6 separate regions of the Homo sapiens genome follow, and regions 2, 3, 4, 5 and 6 are each linked to region 1. A link is a contact called in ENCODE Hi-C or POLR2A ChIA-PET data. All regions are on one chromosome and are shown on one strand. The core of a region is the stretch at or near the end of the contact, and the rest is flanking DNA. Distances in the headings are between cores, read along the strand shown.

What was found. A loop is a pair of places that touch in the nucleus more often than their neighbours do. ChIA-PET counts read pairs that join two places held with the same protein, here RNA polymerase II (POLR2A). Pooled maps may share reads with other maps.
Region 2: a map of tibial artery shows a loop between it and region 1 (24-fold over the local background). The contact joins the promoter of TPT1-AS1 here to the promoter of SETDB2-PHF11 in region 1. A Hi-C loop is called at or near these places in 1 of 168 maps with a recorded cell type or tissue (tibial artery) and 9 of 50 pooled maps. POLR2A ChIA-PET finds 5 or more read pairs at or near these places in 1 of 52 experiments (activated T-cell).
Region 3: a loop to region 1 is called in a pooled map, with 7 times the contacts of the local background. The contact joins the promoter of SLC25A30 here to the promoter of SETDB2-PHF11 in region 1. A Hi-C loop is called at or near these places in 7 of 50 pooled maps. POLR2A ChIA-PET finds 5 or more read pairs at or near these places in 2 of 52 experiments (WTC11 and activated B cell).
Region 4: a loop to region 1 is called in a map of B cell, with 15 times the contacts of the local background. The contact joins the promoter of LCP1 here to the promoter of SETDB2-PHF11 in region 1. A Hi-C loop is called at or near these places in 1 of 168 maps with a recorded cell type or tissue (B cell) and 9 of 50 pooled maps.
Region 5: a pooled map shows a loop between it and region 1 (25-fold over the local background). The contact joins the promoter of SUGT1-DT here to the promoter of SETDB2-PHF11 in region 1. A Hi-C loop is called at or near these places in 3 of 37 single-sample maps with no recorded cell type and 9 of 50 pooled maps. POLR2A ChIA-PET finds 5 or more read pairs at or near these places in 1 of 52 experiments (PC-9).
Region 6: a loop to region 1 is called in a map of CD8-positive, alpha-beta T cell, with 8 times the contacts of the local background. The contact joins the promoter of VPS36 here to the promoter of SETDB2-PHF11 in region 1. A Hi-C loop is called at or near these places in 4 of 168 maps with a recorded cell type or tissue (CD8-positive, alpha-beta T cell and naive thymus-derived CD4-positive, alpha-beta T cell), 4 of 37 single-sample maps with no recorded cell type and 10 of 50 pooled maps.

The regions. Positions count from the first base shown.
Region 1 is chr13:49,442,765-49,446,261 of GRCh38, forward strand. SETDB2-PHF11 (SETDB2-PHF11 readthrough) reads left to right here and starts at 1,510. Exons shown (of 21, transcript NR_135324.2): 1 at 1,510-2,093. It overlaps CAB39L (calcium binding protein 39 like), which reads right to left and starts at 1,300. Exons shown (of 11, transcript NM_001079670.3): 1 at 1,222-1,300. SETDB2 (SET domain bifurcated histone lysine methyltransferase 2) reads left to right here and starts at 1,510. Exons shown (of 14, transcript NM_001160308.3): 1 at 1,510-2,093. RefSeq lists enhancers at 678-747, 1,117-1,889, 1,128-1,207, 1,890-2,663 and silencers at 1,216-1,696, 1,368-1,417.
Region 2 is chr13:45,339,404-45,342,900 of GRCh38, forward strand. TPT1-AS1 (TPT1 antisense RNA 1) reads left to right here and starts at 1,942. Exons shown (of 11, transcript NR_024458.1): 1 at 1,942-1,984. It overlaps TPT1 (tumor protein, translationally-controlled 1), which reads right to left and starts at 1,780. Exons shown (of 6, transcript NM_003295.4): 1 at 1,639-1,780; 2 at 1,309-1,382; 3 at 591-781; 4 at 94-199. The coding sequence starts at 1,666. It overlaps LOC124903169 (a long non-coding RNA gene), which reads left to right and starts at 2,031. Exons shown (of 2, transcript XR_007063781.1): 1 at 2,031-2,227. RefSeq lists enhancers at 850-1,639, 3,219-3,497 and silencers at 1,537-1,606, 1,687-1,796, 1,957-2,156.
Region 3 is chr13:45,416,126-45,419,622 of GRCh38, forward strand. SLC25A30 (solute carrier family 25 member 30) reads right to left here and starts at 2,248. Exons shown (of 10, transcript NM_001010875.4): 1 at 2,175-2,248. It overlaps SLC25A30-AS1 (SLC25A30 antisense RNA 1), which reads left to right and starts at 2,037. Exons shown (of 2, transcript NR_047031.1): 1 at 2,037-2,613. RefSeq lists enhancers at 1,603-1,652, 2,463-2,652 and silencers at 1,883-2,212, 2,253-2,352.
Region 4 is chr13:46,180,298-46,183,794 of GRCh38, forward strand. LCP1 (lymphocyte cytosolic protein 1) reads right to left here and starts at 1,880. Exons shown (of 16, transcript NM_002298.5): 1 at 1,814-1,880. RefSeq lists an enhancer at 1,543-1,972.
Region 5 is chr13:52,650,312-52,653,808 of GRCh38, forward strand. It overlaps SUGT1-DT (SUGT1 divergent transcript), which reads right to left and starts at 1,996. Exons shown (of 1, transcript NR_170300.1): 1 at 994-1,996. SUGT1 (SGT1 assembly cochaperone of MIS12 kinetochore complex) reads left to right here and starts at 2,525. Exons shown (of 13, transcript NM_006704.5): 1 at 2,525-2,647; 2 at 2,735-2,792. The coding sequence starts at 2,610. RefSeq lists enhancers at 1,826-2,165, 2,275-2,776, 2,886-3,005 and a silencer at 2,256-2,525.
Region 6 is chr13:52,448,919-52,452,415 of GRCh38, forward strand. It overlaps VPS36 (vacuolar protein sorting 36 homolog), which reads right to left and starts at 1,716. Exons shown (of 14, transcript NM_016075.4): 1 at 1,581-1,716. The coding sequence starts at 1,676. RefSeq lists an enhancer at 1,302-1,882 and silencers at 1,403-1,862, 1,903-1,962.

The DNA.
Region 1 (3,497 bases), core at 260-2,759:
TAGGCGACAAGAGACTCCATCTCAAAAAAAAAAAAAAAAAAAAAAAAAAAAAAAACATCAATTATTTTGCTGTTTGTTTTGTTTTTTGGTATTCCTGATGCGAGATGTCTTTATCATGTATTGTTGATTAGGTTGTTCATCAGTTAATCTTGAATAACTGAAATCTAAGCTGAAGGCAATAATACATCGGCTTTCTTTTCATGCAAGTCAAACTGCTAAAATCTACCACAAAATATTAGCCTTTCATCAGCTTGGTCTTCAGATCCAATACATTTTCCCCTCAAATGAAAGACAATGCAATGCCATCCACAACAATGCTAAAAAAAAAAAAAAAAAAGGAGGAGGGAAACAAGGTTAAGTCCTGTCTTCTTCCTCCTACCCCAAAAAGAGCTCAGAAATTAAGGTGCTTTCCCTAACAAAGCCTCCTCCTGCTCCATGAAGTGACCAAGCATGTCATGGCAGACCCAGAGATTTATAATCTTCAACATATCGTTATCGGGGAAATCAAGATTTGACAAAATTCTTCCTTCACGCCCCGTTTCTGCAAGACCACCACTTTCTAGCTTAAAATAAAGAAAAAAAAAAGACAGCTGCAGGAATGCTTGGCTGCCCGCTAATGTACAATTTTGCCCAAACGCAGAACTTGACGCCCACTATTACCAAAGGATGGCCTTAGTAAAGTAACCCCCGCGAAGAGCAAACTGTTTAGCAGCCGCTCCCTCGAAAAGGACGGAAGAGGAGGTCTCTTCTGAACCTGAGGATAGTAGAGAGGCACTCCCCTTCCACTACTAGCTTTGCTCCTTTCTCAATCAGGCAGTTCATCAGCTAGCCTCCTTTGTCAAAGGGGGTTGATGGTCAGAATCTTTGCGAGACAAAAATTACTAAAAGAGCTCCCAGGAACCAATGTTAAGGCATCAAAGGCCCCGCCCAGCCCCCACAATGATCAACAAACCAAAACCTGGGATCCCTACTATTACCACCACCACAACCATCACCACCACCACCACCACCATTCCTCGCTCTCTCTAGCCAGGGATGAGACTCAGGCCCAGGAAACCCATCCTTTCCGCAAGTAGGAAGGCGCTGGGTCTCCTCCCTTAGGCCTCTCCTTTACCCCATTGTTCTCTCCGGACCCCTCCACTACGGCCAGGCGCTATGTATGTTTTCAACCCCCAAGAAGCCCAGTCCCAGCCACACACAAGATGGCAGCCTCACACCTACCGGAGGAAACAGCTGCGCCACCACTCCAGTGATGCCGGCCTCTCGACTACGAGTAACTCCATTGGCTCAGCTACAGTGCGCGAGACAAGCCGAGAGCGCTAGCAGTCAATCGGGAGGCGGCGCGCTCGGGCGCCACTGCGGTGCCAGCGGTAAGTGCGCCGAGTCTCTGAGGCGTGAACCAGTGGGGAGTGCGACCAATCAATGGGCTCCTGGCTGGGTGGTGGGACGGCCGGCGTCCGACTCCTCCCATGTAGTGATCGGTTTAGGTAGGTCGGCCTGGTCCCCGGCGGAGGTTACGCCTTCCCTCATCCCCGGTAGAGGCAGGGCGGGACTGTTGTGGTTGAGATGAAGGCTAGTAAATGGTGAAGTACTTCCCGGCCAGAGGGCACCTGCGCTCGGGAGGTTTGGGCGGCTTGGCGTCGGAGGAGAGCCCCACCCGCGGAGGAACCCAGCCTTGCCAACGGAGCTGGCGGAGCTCACTCCTCAGGTCAGGCGGGCGGCGTAGAAAACGCAGCGGAGCCAGGTGAAACCAAGGCACCGCCGTGGCTGGCCCCCGACAGTTCCTCTAGCCGGGAGGTTGGAGGAGCTGAAAACGCCGCGGAGCCCTCGGCCGCCCGAGCAGGGGCTGGACCCCAGCCCTTGCAGCCTCCCTTCTCCTGGCACCCAAGTGCAGTCCTGGCTGCAGAAGGGGCCGCGGGCGCACTGAGTTTCCAACCTCCATTTCAGCCTGTCTGTCTCAGGGTGCAGCCTTAATGAGAGGTGATTCCTAAGCTGCTGGGAACCTGAGGTTGTCAAAGGGGCGGCAGGAAATGGACAGCAGTATAAAACCCAGAAGCAGAACTTGAAGGTTAAACCACTAGCCCATTTCACAGGTAAGATTACACGAGCCCTTAAATACAGCAAGTTCAGTCATTCATCCAAGATCATGGAGTTCAGATTAGATAGTAACACTTCTGACTCGCTATCAGCCACAGCCCAATAAGTAATTAAGTAAGGAAAGATATGTAATTAACTGTGCTCTTTGGCATGTGGAAACCTGCAGTGAGCTCTGTAAATACTAACACATGAGGCCAAGGAGAGGAGTAAATTTGAAGAGGTCAAATGGAGTAACCAAAGCATAGGCTCTGAAACCATGCTGCCTGGTTCCTTATTTCGTGTCTGCCACTTACGGTATGGCATTCCTTAGCTTCCTCATCAGCAAACGAGCTGCTAATTTAACCCACATGACTGTTAGGGGGATTAAATAAGAACACGTGAAGTAGTTAGAAGCGTGACTAACCCGTGGTTCTTAAGCGTGACTTAACCCGTGGTTCTGTCGTTACAATTAAAACGTAAGGAGCCGAGAGGAAATGGTAAACGTGTTTTTAAAGCCTGTTTTAGAAACGAAAAGGAACCATACATTGAAGCAAAGCAGACTGGCTTAATTATTTTTCTACCAAAATGAAAAAGTGAGAAGGGGAAAAAAGTTTTTTAAGCCCATTTACTCTCTGAAATATTAACACCAGTTGTCTCTGGATGATGGGATGGTGTTTAAATTTTCTCCTTTATGCTTTATTGTATTTTGCAGATTTTCTCCAGGAAACATGTTTTACTTGTGCACGTTCAGTTTTCAAATTTTCAGGTGTGAACGCTGGTGAGAGCTGCTTAAAAACAAAGCTATGGGCCGGGCGCGGTGGCTCACACCTGTAATCCCCACACTTTGGGAGGCTGAGGCGGGCGGATCACCTGAGGTCAGGAGTTCAAGACCAGCCTGGCCAACGTGGTGAAACCCCGTCTCCACTAAAAACACAAAAATTAGCCGGGCGTGTGGTGGCGGGCCCCTGTAATCCCAGCTTCTCGGGAGGCTGAGGCAGGAGAATCGCTTGAACCCGGGAGGCAGAGGCTGCAGTGAGCCGAGATCACGCCACTGCACCCTTCTCACTGCACTGGTGACAGAGCGAGACTCCGTCTCAAAAAAAAAAAAAAAATCTATGGCCGTGCGCGGTGGGTGGCTCACATCTATAATCCCAGCACTTTGGCAGATCACTTGAGCCCAGAGTTCAAGACCAACCTGGGCAACATAGACCTCATGTCTAAAAAAAAATAAAACTATTACTGAGTGTGCTTAGGTGGAAGTATAAATTGGTAGAACCTTTCTGGAAGAGAGTTTGACAATATGCTATAAAAAGCTTTAAAATGAATTCCTTTTTGAACATTTATATATACTTAATTTTTAAAAATTAAGTACACTTTTACATTCTTTTACAGAATTGGTACCTTGTAGATAAAGAGCACAA
Region 2 (3,497 bases), core at 692-3,191, 4.1 Mb before region 1:
ATACTAGTATAGAATTGAAGATTAATCAACTTAATTTTTGCTCTTGCAGTTAAAATTGTACAATCCTTTGATCCAGATACTTAAGGTATTTACCTGGTAGTTTTTGAAATTAGCAAGGATGTGCTTGATTTGTTCTGCAGCCCCTGTCATAAAAGGTTTTACTCTTTCTGGTCTCTGTTCTTCAAGTTTCCCTTTGATTCTAAAACAACATTTCATTAACAGGTTGAAGTATTGAATTTTCAGTAAAATCAATTTTTAAAGTAAAAAATATCCAAGCTTAAAAAAAGAAAACACTGAAAAAGGCAACCAGCTGTTAAGAAATTACTAGTTCACAGAAGGTATCTTTCAAGAATGTTTACATTTCTTGTTGACTATTTTCAAAATACTATTCTAATTCTAAACGGAAACAGACTGCAGGCTTCAGTATGCTCATATTATAGAAAAGCAACCACTCTTTTCCGTGAACTCATTAATAAAAAAGCAAGGACTTTCACAAAAGTATACCCACTGCGAAAGAACCTCAAAAGTTAGCCAATCTTTAAATCCTGTAAGATTCTAGACATCAGCTAGGTACTGCCAGTATCACTTACGATTTCATGTAATCTTTGATGTACTTCTTGTAGGCTTCTTTTGTGAAACTTGTTTCCTGCAGGTGATGGTTCATGACAATATCGACACCAGTGATTACTGTGCTTTCGGTACCTTCGCCCTCGGGGCCTTCAGCGGAGGCATTTCCACCAATGAGCGAGTCATCAATGTTACCTTCTGTCCTACTGACCATCTGCATTAAGAAAAAGCAGTATAATTGCAAAAGACACAAACGCATCCAAAGCACCTTCCACGCCAATAGTTCACGGATAAGAAGTATTCTTAGTTCTTGCTGAAAATAAAAAAAGCACCATTTTGGGAATAAAGTTGTGACCCGTGGATTTCTCAAAACGACCTAACTTAAAAGAGTTGTCTGTTGGCCGGAACAAAAAATGGGGTCATTAAAAAGTTGTTTCCAGTTGCGGGCATGTGATGCCTCCGGTTGGTAAGTGGGGACAGGACAAACACGAAAGGACTCCAGGCTCCTAAGCCGGAAGCATCATGTCCCGGACAACCCCGGGAGGAGGATGGGCGCCGAGGCGGCGGGCCTATTTCCAGGATCAGCTCCGCCTCCAGTTTTCTAGAAAAACCCAAGCCCGGAAAGAGCGTCTCCTCCGCCAGGAGGCGGCGGGGAGGATTGCACAACCTCAGGCGGGGGAGCGGAGGAAACCCGAGCCCGCTCGGCCCGGACTCCCCCACGCGCAGGCCCGACCGACTCACCTTCCCCTCCACCTCCAGGCACAACCCGTCCGCGATCTCCCGGATCTTGTAGATGTCGGAGAACATCTCATCGTCTGCCGGATACACAGAGCCGCCCATCACCGTGCGCCTGGCGCCGCCATTTCCCGCATTTCCCGCGCCGGCGGCCGCACGCGGGATCTGCCCCTCCGTAGCACACCAGAGCTGGGCGCGAGCCCCGGGCACCGACCCCTCCGCGCTCGGCTAAGACCGCCGGCGTCCCCTAGGCCCGCGACGGCTGCGCCTTCCCCGCCCCCACCCGCACCCCAGACCCCCGTGTGCGGCAGTAAGGATAGTGCAGTGAGGACTCACGGCTGATGAGGTCCCGGTAGATAATCATGATGGCGACTGAAGGGAGACGACGACGGCGCTAGCTTAGCACGAGCCTGAAACTCGGAGCGAGCGCGGTGCAGCCGGAGCGGCGCTCGGGGGGAGGGGGGAGCGGGCGGAAAAGGCCGACTCAGCCGCTCCCCAACCTCATATAGAGGGCACGTCCCTCTACGTCATCGCCCGCTGCGCCTCCGGAAGCGACGCAGGCGGTGACGTGGCACGAAGAGCCGCGCGGGGGCGGGGCCACAGCGGGGGCGAGTCGGGGAGGTGAGCATCCGGGGACTTGAGGCGGAGACACAAGGCTCCGTTCCACTGGGCACGCCAGCGGGTAGGGGTGGGGGCGGGGAGGTGCGCGCGCAGCGTGGGAGGAGGCCAACTCTCGGGGCGCTCCCTAGCCCTGGGTGGGTGGAGCGGGGGAAGCGGAGTACGTTGGACCCGGCTCCGCCCTACCCCACGGGGCCGCCTGGAGAGGTGCTGGGAGCTGGGTGGAGCTTAGAGGAATTAAACTTTGGCCCTGCGCCTCGTCCAGCCTAGGTTCCACCCTTTTCTGGGAACGTGAGTATCAACCAAGGTAGGAGAACGTCGCATTTAGGGAGGGTCAGGCCCTCTGGCCTGGGGTAGATCTCGGGACTGCCCGAGGGCCTCTGACAACTTTTCAGCATCTGCCCCAGGGCTGCCCCAGCTGGAGTTTTTGGGACGCTTTTGTGGGGGCACCGCTGAGTCCGGATAGTGGGACCCAAGTCGTCCTGCTCGGCCCCTGGGGAATAATCGTGTGGGGCGCAAGGTCTGTGGGAAGGGACTTGGAGAGGAGGGAAGATGTCACGGGAGTCTGCACAGGGTTTCCATGTGTTCCAATTTTGTCCCATAATTGAAAGCTTGTGGCATTCTGTGGCGGACGGCTACGGAGCTAGCTCTTCCCTTTACTATTTCGCACTTGGTCTTGGAAAAGTATGTTGTCGCTTTAAGATGAAGTTGAAATTTTATCCCTGGTGCTAGAGGGTCACACAAAGGGAGTTTCCCACCTGCCCCACCTGTTTTTTGAAGGACTTTACACCCAATTACTAAGTATTAAAACAAAACAGGTCCTGCATGGTAGCTCATGCCTGTAATCCCAGAACTTTGGGAGGCAACTACTGAAACCCTGTCTCTACACACACACACACACACACAAATTAAAAATTAATTGGGTGCGGTGGTGCCTGCCTGTAATCCCAGCTATTAGGGAGGCTGAGCTGGGAGGATCGCTTGAGCCCGGGAGTTGGAGGTTACACTGAGCTATGATTGCACCACTGCGCTCCAGCCTGAATGACAGAGCAAGACCTTGGCTCAATAGCAAAACAAAACTTCCGTATTTAGTCACATCGTCACATCTTTGGCATAAGGCAAAGATACATGCCAGTATGAAGTCTGAAAGCTTGTTCTATTTCGCAAATATTTTGTGCTTTGTATCCCTTAGAACTAGGATTTGCACCAAGATTCCAATTGTGAACAAGTTCGATCCAGTCCTACTTATAGAAGTGTTCATTCTGGTAAATCAAAGTATCAGACAATTATAATACATTAACAATTGTTCATAAATCCAATAATATAGCATTCAGCAGAGTAAGAATGCAACCCTTGGGAAAGAGCAGGACACAGGATGGCAATTGGAATGATGGAAAAGTCAAAATGCAAGAGCCAAGAAATTAACCCCTTTAAGAAGATGGGGGGACTGGGCGTGGTGGCTCACACGTGTGATCCCGACACGCGCCTGTAATCCCGGCTACTCGGGAGGCTGAGGCAGGAGGATCGCTTGAACCCGGGAAGCGGAGGTTGCAGTGAGCCGAGATCGCGCCATTGCA
Region 3 (3,497 bases), core at 998-3,497, 4.0 Mb before region 1:
GGCCGGGCACGGTGGCTCATGCCTGTAATCCTAGCACTTTGGGAGGCCGAGGCGGGTGGATCACCTGACGTCAGGAGTTCGAGACCAGCCTGGCCAACACGGTGAAATCCTGTCTCTATTAAAAATACAAAAATTAGCCAGGCATAGTGGTGGGCGCCTGTAATTCTAGCTATTCGGGAGGCTGAGGCAAGAGAACTGCCTGAACCTGGGAAGCGGAGGTTGCAGTAAGCTGAGACCGCACCACTGCACCCCGGCCTGGGCAACAAAAGCAAAACTCCATCTCAAATAAATAAATAAATATATAAATAAATACAAAAAAAAGTGAAAAATACAAAGTAAAAAAACAACAACAAAAATGTTAGCTGGGCTAGTCACACATACCTGTAATCCCAGCTACTTGGGAGGCTGAGGCTGGAGAATAGCTTGAGGCCAGGGGTTCAAGACCAGCCTGGGCAACAGAATGAGACGACCACCTATACTAAAAAAATCCAAAACATTATCTAGGTATGGTGGTACGCGACTCTAGTCCCAGCTACTCCGCAGGCTGAGGTGGAAGGGGCACATAAGCCCAGGACTTCAAGGCTGCAGTGAGCTAAGACCATGACACTGCACTCTAGCAGCCTGGGTGACAGAGCAAGACCCTGTCCCAAATAATAAATAAAGGTTAAAAACAAGTTTTCTGAATGAAATTGTCTATACAAATTAAGAATTTCAAAGGATTCTCCCTACACTTAGGATATATGCTAAGTTACACATCCTGTCTACATTTTCTCTTACATGGTTGCTTAGTATTTATTTTCACCCACCTGACCTCATGTGTACAGCTGTAAAGGGAGGTAATTAAATATAATACTAGCTGTTCGTACTTTTGAACGCTTTCCAAGTTTCTCTTATTTATTTATTTAGAGGCGGAGTTTTGTTCTTATTGCCCAGGCTGGAGTACAATAGCATGATCTCGGCTCACTGCAACCTCCGTCTCCTGGATTCAAGCGATTCTCCTGTCTCAACCTCCCGAGTAGCTAGAATTAGACATCCGTCACCACGCCCGGCTAATTTTGTATTTTTAGTAGAGACGGAGTTTCTCCATGTTGGCCAGGCTGGTCTCGAACTCCTGACCTCAGGTGATCCGCCCGCCTCGGCCTCCCAAAGTGCTGGGATTACAGGCCTGAGCCACCGCTCCCAGCCGTTTCTCTTATTTAATTCTTGGTAAGTTCTTTCAGTTTTACTTCCTGTTCCCTTTTTAGTCTTAAGTCTTAAAACTGTAATTGCACAGCCTTTAATGTGCTCTCATACATTTATTGTTCCTTGCTGGACCGACTGCCCTTTCAATAATGCCCTTTCATGAACTTTTCCTATTTCCTATTCTTTTTAAAGGTGCAGAAGGAAAACTAAGCTCATCACAGACTTACAAAAAGCCGGGTTTAAAAGAAATCTTCGAAATTATCATCTCGTTTCACGTTAATTAACTGAGCCCGCGGTCACAAAGCTTCGCAACGGCAAAGCCAAAAGCAAGATTCATGCCTTTCAACTTTCTCACTACCCAAGTAGCACCGCAAGCCGAATCCGCAGGGCAGTGCCAACATTGTTTGCTACTCTTGCGCAGAACAAAAATGCTAATCACTGCAACTGCTTTACATGAAAGTGCACCTAGAAAGACTTCAAAACCCAGAGGTACATTAACTTTCCAGGCAAGTTCCTCCCAGCCTGTGTGCCACGAGCGATTCCGAATGTGGTGTGCCCTCTCCCACAGTGCGAAGCTCGCGGGCGCTCAGGCTGCCGTTTGAATGAACGCACGAGTGGGAGGGACGCACAAGCAGGGTTGCAAGCCCGGGGCTCGTTAGCAGACGCGGAGATGCCAGGACGGGCTTCGCACTCGGATCTGAATGACCCTGGAACAGGAATCACCCCACGCCAACAGCGATGGGGGCCCCGCGGCACCGGCCCGACCCAAGGAGGCAGCAGCCCGAGAAGCAGAGCCCTGTCCCCAGTCCCCGGAACCTCGCGCCCCGCCGAGCCCGGCCCGGCCTGCGAAGTGGAGAGCACAGGCAGCCCCGAGCACGCCCGGTTGCAAAGGAGGCTCCTCGGAAATCGCAGCCCAACCTTACCCCAGGCCCGGGTTCCAGGAGCCGCAGAGAAAGCGGGGCCGGCAGGAGGAGGCACGGGCCAGGACTTACCTGGCGGCAGCGGCCCCACACCTCCTCCAACCCGGACTCAGTTGTAACAAGAACCTGAGGCCGCTGGAGAAAAGGAAAAAATGCCGTCGCGGGCGGGGCAGACCCACGAGCCTGCACGCAGCCCCGCGCCGCCCCGCCCCGTCCGCGCAAACACGCGACCTCCTCAGCTCCCATTGGTTTCTGCCAGCACTAGCCACACCCCTGACAGCCCCAGATGGGGACACGGAGGGGCGGGGCCCGTCCCAAGTGCCCCTCAGGATCTTCCCCTGCCGCTGCCTGAGGGAGCTGCCCGGGACTCGGTGACACCTGATGTGGCCTCCGATATCGACTGGGAGGTGGAAGAGAAATTTGGGGAACGCATCGAGAACCGTGGAAAAGCAACCTTCGCAGGGGGCAACCTTCTCACGGTGCCCCCGTGAACCTTCACAGTTGGATGGAAGTAAACTTGCCCTTATTTTTTTATACCCCAGCTTTTAGCTTGAAAATATACAGATTAGCCGGGCATAGCGGCGGGCGCTATAATCCCAGCTACTTGGGTGGCTGAGGCAGAAGAATCGCTTGAACCTGGGAGGCGGAGATTGCAGTGAGCAGAGAGCGTACCACTGCACTCCAGCCTGGGCAACAAAGCGAGACTTCGTCTCAAAAAAAAAAAAAAAAAAAAAAAAAAAAAAAAAAAAAAAAAAAAGCCAGACCTGGTGGCGGGTGCCTGTAATCCCAGCCACTCGGGAGGCTGAAACAGGAGAATCGCTTGAACCCGGGAGGCGGAGGTTGCAGTGAGCCAAGATCGCGCCACTGCACTCCAGCCTGGGCGACAAAGTGATACTCCCTCTTAAAAAAAAAAAAAAAAAAAAAGAAAGAAAATGTCCAAACAGAACAAAAAATTAAAAGAACCGTACTATGAGTAGAAATCTTTACATATATATCTAATATACATATATGTAAATATTTATTTATATATTAATATATAACATTTTTAACGGTATGGCAGTGTTTGTGTTCAAGCATACCCAGGTATATTTTTGTTTTGTTTTGTTTTTAGACAGAGCCTCACTCTTGTTGCCCAGGCTGGAGTGCAATGGCACCATCTCAGCTCACTGCAACCTCCGCCTCCCAGGTTCAAGTGATTCTGCTGCCTCAGCCTCCCGAGTAGCTGGGATTACAGGTGCCCATCACCACGTCCGGCTAATTGTTGTATTTTTAGTAGAGATGGGGTTTCTCCATATTGGTGAGGCTGGTCTCGAACTCCCGACCTCAGGTGATCCGCCTGCCTCGGCCTCCCAAAGTGCTGCCATTACAGGTGTGAGCCACGGCACCCGGCTGTGA
Region 4 (3,497 bases), core at 630-3,129, 3.3 Mb before region 1:
ATAATTATTGAGTGCTATTATTAATTTCCTGTCCTCTCCAAGTTAAATGGTACTTTAACAACAAGTAAATGAGACTTTACTTGTTGGTCTTCCCTTCCCCAAAGGGTTCAGAGATAGAATTATAAATGAAGTTAAAGCACTGAAATTGTTTCCCAAATTACCAATTGTTTCAAGGCATAATTTACAAAAGAGACAAAAATTTAAATGCTACAAAGAAAAGGGTCTCTGGGATTGCTAAGGAAATGTCCTCCTAGGCACAACTCCATCCCACCACAGCAGTGCTTGTTCAAAGGGCAAGACCTAGAAGATTTTTCCCCTGATGTTCCTGGGGGTGAGCTAGAATGAAGAGGAATATCTTTGTAACATATGGGGTTGATGCTTTAGCAATGTAAACTTAACTTTAAACAGGGGACCTTTATATTTTGAATTAACTTTCGCATAGTTCTTTTTTATTCCTTCGTAAATATAAGAAAAATACTGACATTCCTTCACATTCGAATTTATTTTATTCTCATTAATAGTTTTACTTAAAATAAGACACAACATATTTTTAGTCTGTTCTTTTACGGGGTTCAAGTCCCTCTTATCTCAGTTTCACATTTTTGCTTGTTTGAAACTATTCAGGTGAGATGTGCAAAGTAACATTGGTGGTCACATTTTGCAGTTTCCAGAAATTCACATTTATAGGTAAATGATTAATTCTATTCAAATTTGTCTACACAGACATTCTTTAAACAATTATACTTAATAGAAACCAAACTTATGACAAATGTATGTAAATTCAAAATCAAGATGTGTGTGGATAAGCCACCTTTATTTGCTTACTGATAGTTCTGACAGAGTAATTTTAGAAAACAAGTTGCTGTGTAAAAGAAAAGTTCGGTTTTGATAAACATCCTGATTAATGTTCGCATTTCCAGTCTGAATGGCTTTTATAGTTATCATTTGTCAATGGTTCTTAGTGTTATGTGATAGTGGTAATTAAGTAAAAGCTTATACTACAAAATCCAAAGTGTCTATGTTTGGGCAGTTTCTGAAATAAATATCCCATATCAACTGTGTAAAAATTTCTATTGTAGATAAAAGCCTTTCTCCCAGAATTTGAGTGAATATTCATTGATATGGTCATAAGCATAACAAATAATTCAGACAATCCTACAAAAACACTACAATTAAGCATTATACAAATTGCTTTTATTTTTAGAGAACAAATGGAAAAGAGAAAACCTCTAATTCCATGTGGTTATAAAGCACACCCATTAAAAACCCTTGGCGCCAAAAATCACTCAAATAACCAGTATCACATTCAGTAACATATGACTCTAGATAATTTATCCACTAAAGTACTGTAAAGAAGTTTTTTAGAAAAACAGAACCGCAGGAACTAAAATTAAACTACCCCCATTGGGCCAATAAGCCATACAATCTAAATTATCAATACGCGCTTTTCCTGAAAACATTTTAAAGAAGATAAAATCACAGTAAATAGCCTCCGTGAAATAGAGCAATAGAAATAAACCAGAACATGGTTTGGTTTTAAAAGGAAAAAGAAACCTTAATTTTGGGCAGGGGTGATAACTGCAGATAAGTTGAGAAGAACCCAGCCCAGAGAGCCGAGGTGCTCCATCTTGGATGGCCACGCGAGGTGGCGGCAGATGTCCTGGCCAGTTAGACAGTGGCAGGAATCACAGAGGTCTCAGGTGACATGCTCAGATCTCTGGTCCCCTGAAGGCAAAACCCACAATCCACAGAAACAGTGCCGAAGTGCATCACAAGCGCTTAAAACCAACAAAAACACATGAAGAACATTTACCTTGCAGGAAAAAAGCTGTCCTTGGTAGTACTGGTGTATGACCAGGAACCCCTTCTTTCTGATCTGCAGAACAGCTTTGTCAAGCCTGGGTGTGTGGTCACAAGGCAGGAAGTGACTAGAATGACAAATCATCAGCCAGGAAAGAAAAAGATTTTGTCTTTATAAGGACATTTTAACTTTTTTTTCATGTCCCCGCCCCACCAAAAATCACCTGACAGAACAGGTCACAGTGAAATTCAGACACCTCCTACCACTTCCTCTTTTTTTTTTTTTTTTTTGAGACAAGGTCCCGCTCTTTTGCCCACCTCTTTATAAGCATTTTTCTCTCTCCCTTTCTCCTCCAGCTGTCTTTGAGTAGTCCCTGGGCTACTTAAACCTTTCTGATTCTAGATAGCAAGGCAAGATCAGCCTGATAACTTGACTTCTTTGACTCTAGTTGCAAAAGCAAAGCCCAGATGCCTACCTACTTACAGCAAAGATCAACAAATTTTTCATTTTTAGTGAAAGAGCCAGGGAAAAAGGTGGCAGTACACCTGAAACAAATGAAAAGGGACTTCCTTGGGAAAGCCCCACCCCACCTGAAATCAAACCTCTCTGGAGTCCTCTAACAGTGATCTTATTGGTGCAAACAAAACAGAACGATCTCTTTAAGTGAAGGACATGAAAAGGAAGGTTACTAGATTATTTACTCATTCTTTTATTTATAGAACATCTATGTGCTAGGGATCTCTTTAACCCAATTAAGTATCTCAATTATTTAAGCGTTTCCTATAAAGAGCAGCAGTAGATTGCACAGGCAGCTGTTATATTTAAATGGGTAGCTTAATTCCTTCTTACAGGCAGGATTTTTTTTTGAATGCACATTTTATAAAATTAGCAGGTGGTGGCAGGGGAAGCTCTGTTCTGTACCCAAACCCCAGATGCTTGAGGGCAAATTCCTATCTTCAAATGGAGCATCCTCAAGTGCTCACAACAGTTGTGAAGACTGTGGCACCCTGAGTTATGTTGACTAAATATTAGACATGTCTCCACATTGCCCGGAGACTGTGTGTGACTCCAGTAGTCAATCTGCCGTTTAGGAATGAGGGTATGTGGCTGTACTCCCAGGTCAGATGCTGCGCTGAAGATATCTGCTCCAGAGTTGACATGCGTCCGTGTCCGCTGGGCCACGGGCCTCTCAGGTGGTCACGGTATTCTGACTGGTTGGAGGGCTGCCCTTATACTTCTTTTGCTTTTTTGATTTCTCCTCTAGAAAGTTCCTGTTTCTGACCTTAAATGTTAAACCAAACTGTTCTGGTTTATCTACTTCATTAGCCAGTGGTGTGGTGACTTCATCAGAAGCCCACAGGGGCTATCTTGAGGAACTGGGTGGGCGGAAGAACAGGACGAGACGGTGGGGATTCTAGAAACGGTTCACCTCACAGAGAGCTATCAGCCCTCTTGTGATTTCCCAGGGAAGACTGAGGGGGTGATGGGACTCTGTTTTCTCCATCGCATAATCACTCCCAATTAATAAGTTGCAGAGAGCTTTCAAGAAGCACCTACATTCTTTCAGGACACCAGAGGAACATCCATGCATCACTGTTACAGCACTGCTCACGCTACAAAGCAGCAAAATGCTGTCTTCATTCGGGGCCCTGCAGCAGGACTCTGTAGATAATGTCCTGCTGGTGTTACAGATACA
Region 5 (3,497 bases), core at 746-3,245, 3.2 Mb after region 1:
ACTTGCTCCTGCCATGTAAGATGGCTGCTCTACCTTTGCCTTGTGCGGTGATTGGAAGCTTCCTGAGGCCTCTGCAAAAGTAGAAACTGCTATGCTTCTCGTACAGTCTGCAAAACCATGAGTGAATTAAACATTTTTTCTTTATAAATTACCTAGTCTCATTTATAGCAATGCAAGAACAGACATACGGTACCACAGTTTTCCAAAATGATTAAACTCTCACCAACAATATATGAAAGATACAGTTGCTACATATCCTTGTCAGTGCTTGGTATTGGAAGTCCTTTTAATTTAAGCCATTCTGGTGGTAGTTTTGGTATCTCATTGATTTCAATGTCCATAATATATAGAACTTCTTTTCATGTTGGGCCCATAGGGCGGTCTTGGAATTCACCCTTTCAGAGGCCATACATATATGTGTATTGGTGCATGGCAGAGGCTGGTGTACACACATTAGTGTATGGCTGAGCCATAACCGGAGCATACCTGAGACTAACCCTATGGTCTAAGAAGAACTTACGTTTGGAGTCCTGGGCTAAGGAATCCAGGAGCAGCCAACCCAGAGATTCACTCCTTATCTATGAAGGACATCCACATCCCTGGCCCGTATCTTACGCTGTACAGATCAAGGCCCTTTGGGGTTAAATGGAGGTTGCTAGAAGGAGAGTGCTAAGTGAAAATGCTATATAGACTACGTGCTTTTTACAAATGGTAGCAGTTCTCCAGGTCAGCCCTCCACCACCGGACCACCCTTGTATGTAAATCCTGAATAAACCTTGTCTCCTTCACTGACTCTGCCTCTCTTCTTACAGTGCCATCCCAACTGGAGTCAGTGGGGTCCAGAAGGACAATTGGCCATTTAGATAACATTTGAAAACTAACCAAGGTAATTCACAGTAACATTAAAAAATACAAATGAACATTTCAATAAAGGCAGAAAAAGCAGTTGATATTCAATGCTTTCCTCCTGATGTTATGACCAAGACAAGGAAGTCCATTATCACTGTTTTTATTCAATAGTGGAAACACTAGCCAGCAACAAAAGGCAAAAATAAATAAAAATAAAAGGTATAAAGGTTACAGAGAAGTTAAACCATCTTTATTCGTGGATTGCAAGATTTTGATCACAGAAATTCCGAAAGAATCTACAGAGTATTACAAATAACAAGGGAACTTAGCAAGATGCTTGCATATAAGGTCAGTATGTTAAAATCAATATTGTTTATTCTTACGAGTAGAATATAAAAAAGTCAAAATGCCATTTAACATTGTATACAAAACACTAAATACTCAAGAATAAATCTAATGAAAGATATATATGATCTCTATACTGCAATCTATCCAAGCACAGCTGCATTAAAATATAGATATATGTGCAATCTACAAAATATTGCCAGGAGAAATTAAAGACCGCTTAAATAAATGGTGGGGGAAGAATGATATTCATGGATTGAAGGACTTGTTGTTAAGATACTAGTTTTCCCAAACAGATCTATAGATTCAATGCGAGCCCAATAAAAAATCCCCCCCCTTTTTAACAAGCTAATTCCAAAATTCACCTAGAAATACAAAGGCCGTAGAATAAGCCAAAACAATCTTGGGAGAATAAGTTACAGGACTTAAAGATTTATTATAAAACTACATTAAATTAACATAGTTTGGTACTGGTATAAAGTTAGACAAAGACTACTCCCTCCCGCTCCTCAATCTGCCCCCATCCCTAGAACGTGCTGGCAGCTTTCTCCATCCGATCTGCAAGGGTTAAAGGGCGCTGAGGAAGGGCTGACCGACTGGGGTGGGAAACAAAGCGGCACTGAGATAACTTCAGGCCACCTTCCTCCCCTCAGTACCTTCGGATGAAAGGTTTCCCTTCTTGGTCTGGGAAGCCCACTAAGAAGAAAGCCTGGGCTGTGGCGTTCTGGGGAAGTGAATAGTACGGCCGCCGGGCGCGTCGCCCCAGGAACCAGAAGGCTTTTTGCCGCTATTAGTGCAGAATGACTTCCGGCAAGTCCCAGTCGTTTAGAATCCCCAGCCCAAAGATCGCGGGGATCCACGCGTCATCCGGGCCTCTGCTCCCGGAAGAGACCACGCAGCCGCTAAAGACGTAATGGAGGCGAAAGGGCTTGGCTAGCTGTGGCAGCCATGATAAAAACTAGGGAAAATGGGAGCTCGAAGTAGCTTCCGTTATTAACAGACATACAAACGCCCCTAACCGCCACACGTTCCTTAGGGATGACAGTACGTTACAAAAGTGCTTCTAAAGTACTACTGAAAGCTCCGTGGGAGTGCCCGCTGGCGTGGGCGCGGTGGAAGGGAGGAAGAACGTGTACGCCCCAGGCCTCCGTAACCATGGCTGCGAGGGGCGGGGACTGGGAGCGCGGGTCCTGGGCCGGGGTGCGGCTGGGAGGAATCGGTCCTCCACTGTCCCAGCCGGCCCCGCGCCGGCGTGTCGCCTCCCGTCCCCCTAGCAGCACGCTGCGTGGCTGCTCGCTGGCTATTTAGGACGGAAGCTCGGTTGGTGTTTCTCCAGAAGTTTCCCCCTTGGGCGGTGGTGGAGGTGGTAACCGTGATAGTAGCAGCTCCGGCGGCAGCAACAGCGACTACGAGGGATGGCGGCGGCTGCAGCAGGAACTGCAACATCCCAGAGGTGCATGTTTTTCTTTCCCTTTGGTATTTATTTTATCCCCCTTTCCTTGGCTAGTGAGCCCTGCTGAAGTCGTTGTTTTCCTGACAGGTTTTTCCAGAGCTTCTCGGATGCCCTAATCGACGAGGACCCCCAGGCGGCGTTAGAGGTGAGAGAGCCCATTTCTGCTTCCTCCACTCTTCTTAGGGGAGCTGGGCCACTTCGGGTCCCCGCTGACCCGCCTTCTCCCCGCACCGCCGGACAGGGACCCAGGCTCTTGTTGATGCTGCGTCTCAGCTCCGGTATTGAGATTCTCCGTCTCTTTTCTCTGTTACACGGTAGCCGCGTTACCCCAGACTCCTGTCTTGCCCTTTCCACTCCCTACAGCTCCTGAGAAAAACCTCCTCTATTTCTTGGGAGCATGGTTGGCATTTGTAGTTTGGCTGAAAGGATTTTTTTTTTAATGACATTTATGATTAGAGAAGTGGACTCTGGGCTCGATGAAGTTAATTTTTTCGTTTGACAATAATTCTTGCCATTCTTACGTAAAAGTGTCGGTATGAAGTCAGTCTACTGGAGCAAAACCCTTTTCCCTCACGTCCCTGAAACTTTCCAGATGTCTTATCACAATTCATTATTCACTCATTTGTATATTCATCAAAATTTTTTTTTGGAGTGGCTGTGTGCAAAGGCGCTGATTGCTGTGGGTTAAAGTCTTGGTTATATACTCAGCTAACCTAGAAATCACTTTTTGTAGGTGTGCAATGAAGGCAAACCATAAAGCTGTAAAGGAATGTAAAAGATCAAGAGTTAAATAATAAGAATTAAAGGAGAACCTAAAGATAAATGATGCTGCGGGTCACAGAATTTAGCC
Region 6 (3,497 bases), core at 466-2,965, 3.0 Mb after region 1:
GAAGGGGAGGTGGATTAACCTTCCCATTTTAAATAGTCACAAAGATGTAAATTGGTAAGAAAGGAGAAAAAAATAGCTTGTCACTCCAATCCGGGGATGGAAGACTCATCTTGAGATCAAGATAGTTAAAGTGCCAAGGCAGGCTGGGCACAGTGGCTCAAGAGCCTGTAATCCCAGCTGTTTGGGAGGCCCAGGCGGGCGGATCATTTGAGGTCAGGAGTTAGAGACCAGCCTGGCCAATGTGGTGAAACCCCGTCTCTACTAAATATGCAAAAATTAGCCGGGCATGGTTGCAGGCGCCTGTAATCCCAGTTACTCAGGAGGCTGAGGCAGGATCTTGAATCTGGGAGGCGGAGGTTGCAGTGAGCCCAGATCGCGCCACTGCACTCCAGCCTGGCGATAGAGCGAGACTCTGTCTCAAAATAAATAAATTAATTAATTAAATTAAGAAGTGCTAAGGCAGTAAGTGAAGTTAGGTCCAAGCAAATTATTTAAGGAAAAGACCTTTACTCACTAATACAGGCAACACAGCCCATAGAAAATGCCCTAAGAGAGTCAGAGGACCTGGGTCCAATGTCACCTGTGCCTCTAAATAGCTGTAAGCACTTACCAGGAAAAGCTGAGTTGAGGAACTTATATCAAAGTACAGCGGAAAGTGTCGTTAATAAAACGGCAAGGGAAGAGAGGTAGCAAATTAAAACTTCTGGAAACCAAAAATGCTTGTGGGTAAATGAGTTTTAAAATTTTTCTAATTCCAGTTTATCCATTTCAATCCAGGACAAGATATTTCATAGTTTCAGTAAAGTATCTACAAAATATTTACTTACACTTCCTATTTCTCCTCTCGATTTGCAAACGCACCTTCTAAGATTTATGCTTGCACTACAAGGCACGGTCTACTATTAATATAACACTTTACAAAACACGCTCAGAACGCCTTTCTAAAGCAATTAGAAAACAAAACAAAAACCCAATAGCCTTTGGCAAGGGCATTCCAATGAAGCACTGATACCTCTTTAGGAAATCCTTTCGAAGCAATCCCTCACCCCTCTGCCCAGATATGCTAATCCCTCCGACTGCATAAGGTCCAAGCTAAAGCTTCCGCTGGGGCACGGACTGTACGGCCACCGCGCCCTCCTCACAGAAAGGCGAAACGGGGCTGTCCGGTGCCGACGCCGAGGTTGGTGTCGTCAGGGGGTCTGGAACCACGCCAAGGAAGTCGACTGCCGGATCGCCGCCCGGCGCCCGCAGACGGCGAGCGCTCCTTCTCCCGGGCACTGCAGCTGTGCGCTCCCGGAAGCATTCCGGGCGGAGGGAAGCGGCCGCGATCCGCGCCTGCTGGGAACCGTGCCAAAGTTGGGACCCGCGCTGGGGAGGCAGCCGAGCGCCCCACGCCACGTGCTACCGACCGGCGGGGAGCGCAAGAGCGCTGCACCCCGCACAGAGGCCTGCCGGGCCGCCGAGGGCCGTGAGCTAAGCCGGGGACCGGGCCGCGCCGACCCGGGCCGCGCTGAGCCGGGCCGCGCGCCCACCGGGGGTCCCTTCCGCCAGCCCGTTGGGAAGGTTGGCAGACGCCCTACCTTCTCCTCGCCATCGTAGATTCGCACCCCGCGCTGCTGGATCACCAGGGTCTCGTTGATCTCCAGGAGGCCGCTGGTCCAAACGAAGCGGTCCATGGCCGCTGCCACCCAGCCCCGGCCCTCCGAGGCCGCGAGCAGCGCGCCAGGCAGCCTGCGGCGCCCCCTAGCGTCGGACGGGACGGAAGCGAGTCGGGGCGGGTGAGGGACGGAGGGAGCGGCCTGGCAGCGAGCGGGCGCGGCTGCGAGGTGCGCCCGGGGACGTGGAGACGTGCGTGGAGCGCCCCCTGGCGGTCCATTAGCCGCCGGCCTTTCAGAACCCTTGATCAGCAGGCGGTCCACCCCATTCTAAATTCAGAGCTTACAGGGACGCGAGGGAGCCCCGACCACAGCTTGGACTTGCTTATTGTGCATTATGCCTGCATGTTTGTGGCAGTTTTCTTGTCAGTGCCCAGAATGTTGCTACATTCGCTAATGATTGTAAATAATCATAACCCCTCTCTTTCAAATGAATATTTATGGCACGCATTGTTTCTGTACAGCTGCAGTCAGTACTACCTGTGCTGCTCTTTTTTTCCCTTTAAGATTATATTGTAACACAAAGGATAAATGCTTGAGGTAACGGATACCTCATTTACCCTGATGTGATTATTATACAGTGTATGCCTGTATCAAAATATCCCATATACCCCAGAAATATATACACCTATGTACCCACACAAATTAATTTTTTTTTAACTGGGGGAAACAGATTTTATTTAACCGGGCTTGATGCGCGCGCCTGTATTCCCAGCTGCTTCCGAAGCTGAGGCGGGAGGATTGCTTGAACCCAGGAGTTTGACACCAGTGGGCGACATAGAAAGACCCTTTCCCCCTCCACCCCAACTCCCCCACGCCACTCCACTCCCCCACCCCCAGGCTCAGAAAAAAAAGATTATTTTTATTTAGGCATTTTCAATATTAATACAGACCTCATGCGTGAATTTACATTTCAATATGTAGTTCCTCTATAATTTAGCTGTTTGTTGGTCTGCGCAAAGCCATCCATGGCCGCTGCTCTCACCCACCAGGCGGCCTCGTGCCCCTAGCCATTTCATTTTTGTATTTTGCTTTATAAATGGAACACCTGGCCGGGCGCGGTGGCTCACGTTTGTAATCCCAGCACTTTGGGAGGACAAGGCGGGCGGATCACAAGTCAGGAGTTCGAGACCAGCCTGGCTAACATAGAGAAACCCTGTCTCTACTAAAAATACAAAAAATTAGCCCGGCGTGGTGGCGGGTGCCTGTAATCCCAGCTACTCGGGAAGCTGAGGCAAGAGAATCGCTTGAACCCTGGAGGTAGAGGTTGCAGTGAGCCGAGATCGCACCATTGCACTCCAGTCTGAGCGACAGAACGAGACTCTGCTTCAAAAATAATAATAATAAATAATAAATAAATAAATAAATGGAGCAGCTTATAGATGTCCTTCTACAATTGATACATATTTTTCTCTTTAGGATTATTTTCTTACAGTGTCTTCCTAAAATAGAATGACTGCTTTAAAGGTTGTGAACACATTTTAGAGAGCCTACCACTTATTGGGGTCTTAACTAAGGCTGCGTGCCCACGTGGGCAGAGGGGCACAGGGGCAGAGGGACAGAGGGCAGGCTTGCTCTCTGCCCCCAGGGCTCCACATTTCCCCCAGTCGTGGAGTCAGTGGTCTGTGGCTAGGCATTAAAAGAAAGGAAAGGCTCTTTCCAATGAGTATAAGCCATCTCTCCCCCGAAATGAATTGCTACTTTTACCGTGTTCCAAAATCCTGTGTGTATTTTGGTCTATTTCTAAACAGTGTCTTCTGTATTTCATATCTTTCAATTTCCATCATGACCATATACCCAATAACCAAAAGTTCTTTGAAAACATTTGATTTGCTGTAATAT